Regions from separate parts of the Homo sapiens genome. Here region 2 is linked to region 1. A link is an interaction called in ENCODE POLR2A ChIA-PET data of the cell type or tissue named here. Cell type or tissue: CD4-positive, alpha-beta T cell. All regions are shown on one strand. Each heading gives the region's core, and the rest is flanking DNA. Links, peaks and the distances in the headings are about the cores only.

What was found. Peaks named below come from ENCODE experiments on the same cell type or tissue, not always from the same donor. Only the 100,000 strongest peaks of a DNase experiment are listed, where the experiment ranks them.
Region 2: POLR2A ChIA-PET joins it to region 1 with 5 read pairs; 3 of 35 experiments call an interaction of 5 or more read pairs at or near these places.

What each region holds. Positions count from the first base shown.
Region 1 is chr6:156,961,706-156,967,095 of GRCh38, forward strand. The region is part of intron 4 of ARID1B (AT-rich interaction domain 1B); the gene reads left to right. Among named protein-coding and RNA genes, the nearest start is that of MIR4466, 180 kb to the left of the region's middle. RefSeq lists an enhancer at 997-1,637. In CD4-positive, alpha-beta T cell, for the core only: no CTCF peak of the experiment used is centred there; a DNase peak (open chromatin) is centred at 2,426; H3K4me3 peaks cover 421 bases.
Region 2 is chr6:157,070,362-157,075,751 of GRCh38, forward strand. The region is part of intron 4 of ARID1B (AT-rich interaction domain 1B); the gene reads left to right. Among named protein-coding and RNA genes, the nearest start is that of TMEM242, 250 kb to the right of the region's middle. In CD4-positive, alpha-beta T cell, for the core only: no CTCF peak of the experiment used is centred there; no DNase peak of the experiment used is centred there; H3K4me3 peaks cover 3 bases.

The DNA of each region.
Region 1 (5,390 bases), core at 169-5,168:
GGTGGGATGTGCTGGTTGTTTCTTGAAGTACAAATAAATGGGCACACGGGGCTGGGAGCAACTCGTGTCTGATCTTGTTTATGATTAGTGTTTTGTTTACTGAGGAATGTATTTTTAAAAAGAAAATTTGTATTCTTTGTATTTCAAAATAAACATAATGTTGGGGTGGGGAGCAGCCTGCCACTTCTAATCTCTTCTAAGTCAATTTCACCATAACACTGACCCTATTTTTACTAGGGTCAGTAAATGGACTGATTTCTCTGATAGAATAATTTTACATATACACAAATACTCTTAAAAATACTATAGAAAGGCCGGGCGCGGTGGCTCACACCTGTAATCCTAGCACTTTGGGAGGCCGAGGTGGGTGGATCACGAGGTCAGGAGATCGAGACCATCCTGGCTAACACGGTGAAACCTCGTCTCTACTAAAAATACAAAAAATTAGCCGGGCGTGGTGGCGGGCGCCTGCAGTCCCAGCTACTCGGAAGGCTGAGGCAGGAGAATGGCGTGAACCCGGCGGGCGGAGCTTGCAGTGAGCTGAGATCACGCCACTGCACTCCAGCCTGGGCGACAGGGCGAGGCTCTGTCTCAAAAAAAACTATAGAAAGGTAAATGATAATTCAGCAATATTTTCCTCTTTTGCCTGTAATGTCTTTAAACAGTTATTTCTAAAAAGCTGTGTTATAAAATTTTATTTTTTAATTTTAGAAAAAGTTTTCCAGATGTCTGTGCCTGTGTCTATTTCTTTTCTCTTTTGGGGCGTGGTGGGGACGTGGAGGGAGACAAGGTCTGGCTGTGCCACCCAGGCTGGAGTGCGGTAGCACAATCACAGCTTAATCACAGCACAATCACAGCTCACCGCTTCCCGGGCTAAAGCGATCCTCCAACTTCAGCCCCCCAAGTAGCTGGGACTACAGGCAGGCACCACCACCCCCGGCTAATTTTTTTGTATTTTTAGTAGAGATGGATCTTCCCATGTTGCCAGTCTGCTCTTAAACTCCCACGCTCAAGAGATCCGCCCGCCTTGGCTTTTCAAAGTGTGGGGATTACAGGTGTGAGCCATCACACCTGGCCGATTTCTTTCTTTCTTTTTGAGATGGAGTCTCACGCTGTCGCCAGGCTGGAGTGCAGTGGCACGATCTCGGCTCACTGCAACCTCTGCCTCCTGGGTTCAAGCAATTCACCTGCCTCAGCCTCCCAGTAGCTGGGACTACAGGCGTGCGCCACCACGGCCAGCTATTTTTTTTTTATGTTAGTAGAGACGGGGTTTCACCATTTTGGCCAGGATGATCGCTATCTCCTGACCTCGTGATCCACCCACCTCGGCCCTCACAAGGTGCTGGGATTACAGGTGTGAGCCACCGCGCCCGGCCTCAATTTCTTTAGAAGTATTATGTAGTTAGTTATAGTTTATTTTGGTAGGTTCTGTTTGTTTTAGAGGGCTTAAAAGTCACTCTGTTTTGCCTGCACCGACTGTGTTTGTGTTGCATTTTTGCATCAAGTAATGAATTTAGATTTAGATTAGGGAGTAACAAAGAAGTCTGTTCAGTGATGTTAAGTTTTCTCTTTCTAAAAATCGCTCTACTGGTTATCCTAATCACATAGTTAATATTTTCATTATAAAGTTGAGAAGATTACTATTTTCTCTTTCTTTCTCTGTGTGTATTCGTGGATAATTTCTTTTAGAAGAACAGTCGTATTCTATGTACTGTTTTTATTATCTACTTGGAAATTGTAATTTCTTGTCAAATACAGTTAGTTGCGTAGGTCATTTTAAATGATTGCATAGTATTCATATGGAATAAGCCTGTTTAAGAAAATATTAAAGAATCTAAATAGACTGTGTAACTAAGTGTTGCTTAATTTAGTTGTCTTTTTTGTTATATTAATCTTTAGTGTTCAGAATGATACTTAAGCGTTTAAAAAATTCTAAGTAGTATTTATGAAAATGGATCAAATGCTACATAAAATCAAAACCATGGAAGAGTTTGTTTGTTTTGTAATCAAATAAATCTCCTGAAACCAAAACAAACTTCTCCTCTCAGTATATTTATTTGAAATTCTTCTTGTTTACAGAAATTGTGTAATATTTATCTTGCACAACAGAAATTTTAAATGTGCTTATGAGGTAGCAGTCCGAGAGGCAGGACATACAATAATCTCTAGCATGAACTATGCCCACGTGGCTTAAGTTTGGATTCTGGAAACGGTTTTCTGTTCCCTTTTCTTTAGTATGAATATGTGCTTGCCAATTGTGGAAAGGAGCTGATTAATCGCACTTGAAGGAGAAATTCTTCTCCACTGCTCGTTTGTTTCAGTTTCAGAATCTCTCTGTCACCCTTGGAAGCAGTCACAAGGATTCTGCCCCTTGGCCTGCAGTTGTGGGGGATGTTGTCCCCAGCCTTCCCCAAAGCCTGTCATCATGGACTCAGCTGCATGCCTTATTAACTCATCTTGCAACCTTTGGCTTGTCAAGACGATGAGCTGTCAAAGCTCGCAGTGACATCAGTAGTATGTGACTTGAATGGATATACCACATATGCTGAATCAGCTCTTTTTCATTCTCTTTGACATCAGAAAAGCAGGTGCTAAGTCTCATTTTGAAAATTTATTGGTATCTGTTGCAGACACTTTAGAGACCACTCTGTTTATCAGACTAATAGCCAAAGGGAAGCTAATAGAGTGTTTTGGCATTTAAAGCCTAAAATTCTGCTAATTTCTTCTGGAAAAAAAGTCCCGTCATCCCTCATGTGCTGTGAGACCACAGAAAGGCTAATTTAATATTCTATGTAGGGAAAATCAGGATAGGATTATTTGAGAAATTTGTGGTTTTAAATTCTTTTATGATGGCGTAATTTTATGCGTATACTCAAGGCCATAGAATGTTATGTATGTGTATAAAAGTTGAAAGTTTGGAATCATTGATTTTACAAAAAAGAATATAGATTTTAAAACCATCTTTTTTTGACAGCTTAACCTCAGTTGAAGTATGGATTCTCTTAATGGAAAAAATTTATTTTCATTAATATTTTAGCATGATTTAACACTAAGGTTATTATATAAGTCTTATATATGTGATCTGTAAAGGTTTTGTTTGAGATATTTGGGGGAGAATCAGCCTTGGTTCTTTTCTATTTTAGCTTGTAGGAAATGAAAAATATATAAACAGTCCAAGTATCAATGTAGATGAGGTGCTAAATAAATTGTAATGAGCACCAGAGGACATAAGAATGTGTTAATCTCAAAGCCGCATGATGGTTTTTGTGTTGTGAAAGGTTAGCTTTTCAATTGTAAGACTTAATTACCTTTCAAATGAATATTTCATAGAGTTACTTTGTCATTGAATATACAGCTACATAAGTATTCTCTTCCCTATGTCCTGTATGTTGTTTATCAGTAGTTTGAAATTTAGTTATTTCCTCTACTTTTCTTTTGCATAGAGCAGCTGGGATCAAGAGTTTCTTATTTTTATTTTTTAAACACAGTTTTTTAAAGCTTCAAAGGAATAACATAATTCTGCAGTGCTTTCCCTGTCATTACTTTGTTGATGCCTATCTGGAATGTGGTTGCACAGTTTATTTCATTTTCTAAATTTTCTAGGCTTGCCCAGGGTTTTCCACCCTTCATGAAGGCACCTGTCTTCCTCCAGATGTGCCCGTTGTTCTGAAGCAGCTCTTTCTTGCTCAGTCTTCTCCACTTTATCCTTAAAAAGTATGGAAAATGGGTGTCACTTAAGAAAAGTCACTGTTTGTTATTCGATGACTGCTCTGCCTAGTTTAGTAGGCGTTAACTGAATAAACTAAGTCTGCACTTAATCCGTGAATGTGTATTAATAGTTGTAGAAAGAGTAGATTAAACACATATTAAGTTTCAAATAAAAACCTAGTGGTTTCAATTTAGGGAAAAATTTGTTATAATACAAATATGTACAACCATTAGTAGCCTCTTTTTCCAGCTCTTTTATATTTAATGTGGTTTTGAAATTTTGGAACCTAATGGAGAATTGTAGTTTGCTAATTATTTTGGGGGGCAGTTTGTGAACAATAAGATTTTTTTATTGTTAGCTCGATTGTCCAAAAGTCGTATTTAAATATACACTTGTACTTTATTGCAGACTATGAAAAAATTTATTAATCATTAATAAATTCTGAGACTTTTCAGATTAGACTTCTGAAATTTTGTCTTTAAGTTGTGGGCAGTGTATACTTGTTTTAATTACTAAGATGTATTATTTGTGTATTTACATACCTGCTTTGCTTTTATTTTCTTTTAATGAAGTACCAGCACAACCACATGAGATCTCTGGCCTCATCACAGGGACCACAAGTTCTCATAGAGAGCTAAGATATGTAGGATGTTTTGCCTATTTTCTTTTCAATAAGTGGGACTGGCCTTTATCTGTATGTACTGCTAATTTATCATTCAACAAGACAGGCCCACAGCCAAACAAATTCTGATTAACCATTTCTTGCTTAACTTGAAATTTACATTAAATTCCTATAAGTGTGCAGATAATACTTCAATGGTATATCGCAGTCCTCATATATAAGATTTAAGAAGGCATACTTTAAATTTTTGTTTATTTTCTCGTTTTGGTAGTGTAAATGCTTAGAACCAGCATTTCAATTTAAGGGAAAATCACTACAATACAGACATAAATAACTTTTCTTTTCTTTTCTTTTTTTTTTTTTTTTTTTTTTTTGAGACAGAGGTTTACCCTTGTTGCCCAGGCTGGAGTGCAGTGGTGCGATCTTGGCTCACTGCAACCTCCGCCTCCCGGGTTCAAGTGATTCTCCTGCTTCAGCCACCCAAGTAGGTGGTATTACAGGCACCTGCTACCACGTCCGGCTAATTTTCTGTATTTTTAATAGAGATCGGGTTTCTTCATGTTGGCCACGCTGGTCTGGAACTCCTGACCTCAGGTGATCCACCCGCCTCGTGCTCCCAAAGTGTAGGGATTACAGGCATGAGCCACTGCGCCTGGCCATAAATAACTTTGTTTTTTTGCTTTGAGACGGAGTCTCGCTCTGTCGCTAGGCTGGAGTGCAGTGGCGCGATCTCGGCTCACTGCATCCTCCGCCTTTCGGGTTCAAGCGTTTCTCCTGCCTTAGCCTCTCGAGTTGCTGGGATTACAGGCATGTGCCACCATGCTTGGCTAATTTTATATTTTTAGTAGAGATGGGGTTTCTCCGTGTTGGTCAGGCTGGTCTCGAACTCCTGACCTCAGGTGATCCACCTGCCTCAGCCTCCCAAAGTGCTGGGATTACAGGCATGAGCCACCATGTCCTGCTATAAATAACTTTTAATAGGCTCTTTTTCTGGCTTTTTCTTTTAGTAACTCAGCCCATTTTCTTCTTCTCAATCTGGTCTTTGTTAATGTTGATAAC
Region 2 (5,390 bases), core at 262-5,261, 110 kb after region 1:
AAATTGCTAAATATCAACATCTCTTCCTATTGCTAGTATACTGACACCTCCTTTTTTGTTACTAGTTAAAAATCTTCAATAAAAGTTAACACTAAATGTCACTTCATAATTACAGTAATGATCACACAGCTGTGCTTTGCTCAGTTTATAACATATGTCAGCATCAGTTTAGGAGCTCAGCATCGTTTCCTGCCCAGATATAATTCTTCAGACAATTCTTGTGGTCAGTGCTAAGGGTAGTCAATCAGGCCAGGAGTTCAGGTATGAAGTTCTGGAGCATGCGGCAGTATCCCTTGCCCTTTGCAGGTCTCCTGGCCTTTATGTGTTTATTTACTTACTTATTTTCTTAGTTTTCAAGTATTTTACATTGCTAGATTAGGAACAGTTTTATTTACGAGCATGTGAATTTTTGAGGAGGAACTCTTACACTTAAATGAACCTGTAAGAAGCCCATAGAAAAGCAAATGCCTGCAGCGCTAATAATGAGAACTGACAAGGCAATCCTGCTGGGTTTATTTATGACCTTCTGCCTTTGTTAGCTCTTGTGAGAAATTCCTTTCTAACCATAACAATATTGTTGGAGTTTGGCACTGTACAGAGAAATCCTGCCGAGCCCTGGGGCCCACAAACTGGCACTCGTGCAGCTCGGAGCAGATTGCTGTGCTCCTCTTAGCTTTACATTTTTTTCCTTCACTCTTCTTTTATTTAATTTCTAAGTAACATTTACCAGTCTTCGTATGTTTATTTTTAAAGATGCTGCTTTTATTCTCAAAGCCAAAATTCATTTTATCCTTAGTACAATGTCTTATCTACTTAGCAGTGTTGAGAAAAATTCAGAAGAGGACAGGATGCAGAAGGCAAGAAGAGGCAGGTGCACTCCACACAAGGGCACACCTTGGAAGGTCCCATCACACTCTGCAGACTGATGGACTGCCGTGGTGCTCCTAAACAATCTCACGTGGTGACACATCCTAAGAGCAAAAAGTGAGCTCAGTAGGACAAATGGACTGCAGGTTATAGTTTTAGGATACTCTTTCCTCTCCATTTCATTACTTTAAGACTTCTACAATTTCCAAATGAAACAGGAACTTTAAAAGCATCAGTTCACAAATAATTGTCTTAAAAATTATAATTATCTTTGAAAGGAAAAAAAATACAACAACAAAACAAACAAACATTAAGCATGTAACTCTTAGAAGGAGACCATTGACAAGATTGTTGAGGAGTTATTCCGGGCACAGGCGCTACCTGTACCTGAAGCAGTGGTATTCATTGTTTCCTGATAATTGGTCCTATTCCACAAAGTTGCCAGCAGTGAAAGAATAACAATTTATTTTAAAGTCTGTGTAAATTATTGATAGGCATGTGACTTCTGTTTCTTCTGAGAATCTTCAGGTTCAAGATGCCAGCTTCTGTGACCCATTTAACTAGAAGTTCCTATGTCTGAATTTATTTGTTCGTCTTTTGGGGAAGGTTGGGTTGTTAGACTGGGGCTGTTATTATCAAAAGGCCATGCTATGAAAATCTGACTTTAGACTTTTGCTTTTTCCCACTTACCCAAAATCGGATTTTTCAGAAGTTTTCCTCAGCTATCTTATTCAGGTATTTACAGACTTGCTAAATGGGGACCATAAAGAAAATCTTAGTAAAAATATTAGGTTGATCAAATGTGCAAAGTATGCATATGAGCAGAATTTTTTCTTTGTCCAACTTGATCTTATCATTTCCTTATTGTATATGTCTTCATTAAGTTTTAACATCTATTCTGAAAATACTAATGTGATTTCATGCTACTGCTATTCATCTGTTTCCCATCTTTTAAATAGGATTTGTTGTTCACCTTCGAGTGGGCATAAGTTAATCTTCTCTTCATTCAGTTGTGCTGTAGCTATGTGTTAAAATCTCCAGGGTCCCCTTTTGTTTTATTTCCTTTACAAAAAAAGCTTCAGCATTTATACAGTTGGTAAATTCTCAAGTACAAAGAAGGAAGTGAAAATCCTCCCAAATCTGATCACCTCAAATAACTACTGTTAATATTTTATTCAGCACCAGTCTATACCTGTTAGGCATTTAAAAAGGCACGTATATACAAGTGTATTTTGTATGTATAAATAAGCCTGCATGCTCATATAATCTTTATAATGTTTATTTTCTGTTGTTACTTGATTTTCGTTCAATCTTTTCAATAAAATTGTACTGTTTATATTAATATGACATACATTTTTAATAATTTCTATATACTTTTAAATTGCTCGCTACTAAACAGATTTAGATGATTTCTAACTTATTGCTGTTACAATGTCCAGTTTTCTTATTTCCTGTTTTAAATTATCTTAATACTATGTGATATTATAAAACAAAAATCAAAATAATCACTAACATATATTAAGTGGATTCTTTATTAACTCATTCAGTTCTCTCAGCCTCTTTGAGACAGAGATCCATTTTATAGGTGAAGAAACTGAGGCTTAGAGATGTTAAATCACTTGCCCAATGTCACACCACTGGGAAGTACTACAGCAAAGACTTGAACCAAGGCTTTACAACCTGGGCTGGTTCCCTTCTCTAGTCAGTGCTGTCTTTGGTGTGTAGTGTTTATATACTTTAAAGAAGTGCCAAAGGCCATTTGCTTAGTATAATATTGATTGTTAATATAACTCTTTGCCTAATACATAATTATCTGATAAATATTTGATAAAGAATGGGATACATTTATGCCACTAGTATTTATTCACCCCATCTTTTTTTTTTTTTTTTTGGAGACACAGCCTCACTCTGTCGCTCTGGCTGGAGTGCAGTGGTACAATCTCGGCTCACTGCAACCTCCGCCTCCTGGGTTCAGGGAATTCTCCTGCCCCAGCCTCCTGAATAGCTGGAATTACAGATGTACACCACAACACCTGCCTAAATTTTTGTAGTTTTAGTAGAGACAGGGTTTCACCGTGTTGGCCAGGCTGGCCTCAAACTCCTGACCTCAGGTGATCTGCCTGCCTCAGCCTCCCAAAGTGCTAGGATTACAGATGTGAGCCACCGCGCCTGGCCCTATGCACCCCATCTTTTAAGTGAGATATTTTTCTACAAGTCATTTACACATTCTTTACTCAAAATGTATTTTACCTTATAAGCAGTGTTTAAAAACAGTATGTGTCAGAACTGTGTTAATATGTGGATGTATGTATTTATACATAGCGACTGCTTATTGAGCACTTATTGTATGCTTAATGTTTCAGATTCACGATTGCATTTAATTCTCACTGTGGCATAAATGTTATTTTCTCTATTTGGGGGGTGGTGAAATTAAGTATTCTCAGTGAACTTAGGTAACTTGCTTAAGGTTAGGTGAAGAAATGATTGCACCAGGACCTGAGTTTACACTGCTCTTACCCCACAATTCCTGCTGGAGGAGTTAGCTGCCATGTTATTATTCAACACCTTTATCACAGTAAGTATTTAACGAGCACAGATCTTGGTGCCAGACAGATCATGCTTAGTGCTGCTTTATCTACAGCAACTCAGTTAACTCTCTCAACACTGTGAGTTCATTATTTATTATCCACATGCTACACACACAAGTGGAGTGGAGGCCGGTAGGGTTTGACTGTGGCTCAGGCCTTTGCCCAAGTCCTCCGAGTGAGTGAAACTGACCAGCAGCTGTCTGGTTCCAGAGCCCGAATTCTATTGTAATCATCCCCATCCCCCAAAACAAAAAGAAGACTGTTATGATACCATACAAATATCAAAAAGAAAACTTGAACATTGATTGCATGCCTTTGAGAAGCAGGTTTCATTAGAGGATTAGAATAAGATGTAGCAAGAAGGCTTCACAGCACCTTCCAGAGATTTTCAGATTGTTTTTTGTTTGTTTGTTTGTTGGTTTGTTTGAGACAGAGTCTCACTCTGTCACCCAGGCTGGAACTAAGTGGTGCACACTCTCAGCTCACTGCAACCTCAGCCTCCGGGGTTCAAGCAATTCTCGTGCCTCAGCCTCCTGAGTAGCTGGGATTACAGGTGTGCCTCACCACACGGGGCTAATTTTTATTTTTAGTAGAGATGGGGTTTCACCATGTTGGCCAGGCTGATCTCGAACTCCCGAGCTCAGATGATCCGCCCACCTCGGCCTCCCAAAGTGCTAGGATTACAGGCATGAGACACCATGCCCGGCCAATTTACAGATTATTGATCAGAGTTTAAGTCCAGCTTTACTTGTTTGGATATATAATTTACTTGGATAAAGAGGAATTAGGCAATATGATGGGCTAGTGAGTCAAGTTCTTTTGGTCTCTCCCTTGTTCAAAGGTATTACAGTGCAAAGGAAATGTGAATTTTATTCTTGTGCCTTTGGGAGTCCCATGTCTTATTTTATGCTGTCTTTGAGACTCTTTATAGTGGAGTGAAGTGATCATCAGAGGAAACTTTTTATCCTACTCTAGGGTCTGGGAACGTGCTCCAGGGAACAGGGTAATTATTTATAAAGGTGAGGTATAGTAACATCATGGCGTGGTGTAAGAATGGCTCTTGTGGAGAGGTAGTATGGTTGAGTGTAAAACACACTGGGTGTCCAGTGCTCATTCAAGTCCTTATTGATACTATTTTCTTTATCATCATGGTTATTATTATTGGCATTGGAAGTTTCTTTCTGAGACCCTGAATAGGTTGATGACCACCTCCTTTTGAGTAGTTTTTGAAGTAACATATTATAAAGTGGTTATATGCTCTTGGAAAAAATTATTATGTAAAATTGCACTTGAGTGCTAGCACTTGAGGTATTAAGTGACCAGCTGCCCCTGTACAAAAATGAAAACTCATTTTGGAAACCTCTTATCTAAGTGAGTCTATGAATCATAACAGAAAATAAGAAAAATGCATGGTTTTAAGTTTGACTTTTGCGGGAGTACTGCATTTGTTGAATTTGATTTTAAAATATAAAAATAGTCTCCATAAAACATTTCCATCTGTAATCTAGTTAAGCTAATCATGTAAAAAGTTTCTGAATTCTCTACTTTTCTAAAGCATTCAGAAGTCTTAAAAATGATTTTAATGAAAATATGAAAATTTTCTACTAGGATACTTGCATAATTTCATATATATCACCCAAAATGTTTATTCTTGTCTGGTTTTTACATACATCCACAAAATTTTTGATATTCTTTTACTAGGAGGTGGAGCTTAATTCCCCTCCCATGAGTGTGGGCTGGACTTAGTGACTCCCTTCATGAGTAGAGTATGGACAGGGAATAAAGTAACTTAACAATGGAGAAACCTGGTTGACACCACCTTAACCAAGTGATCAAGGCTAACATCACCAGTGGTGAGTCATGTTGACATCGTCATGTTGACCTCGTCCTCCCCGCTATGGTACGATATGAAGGACACTTCACTTCTGTGGTATT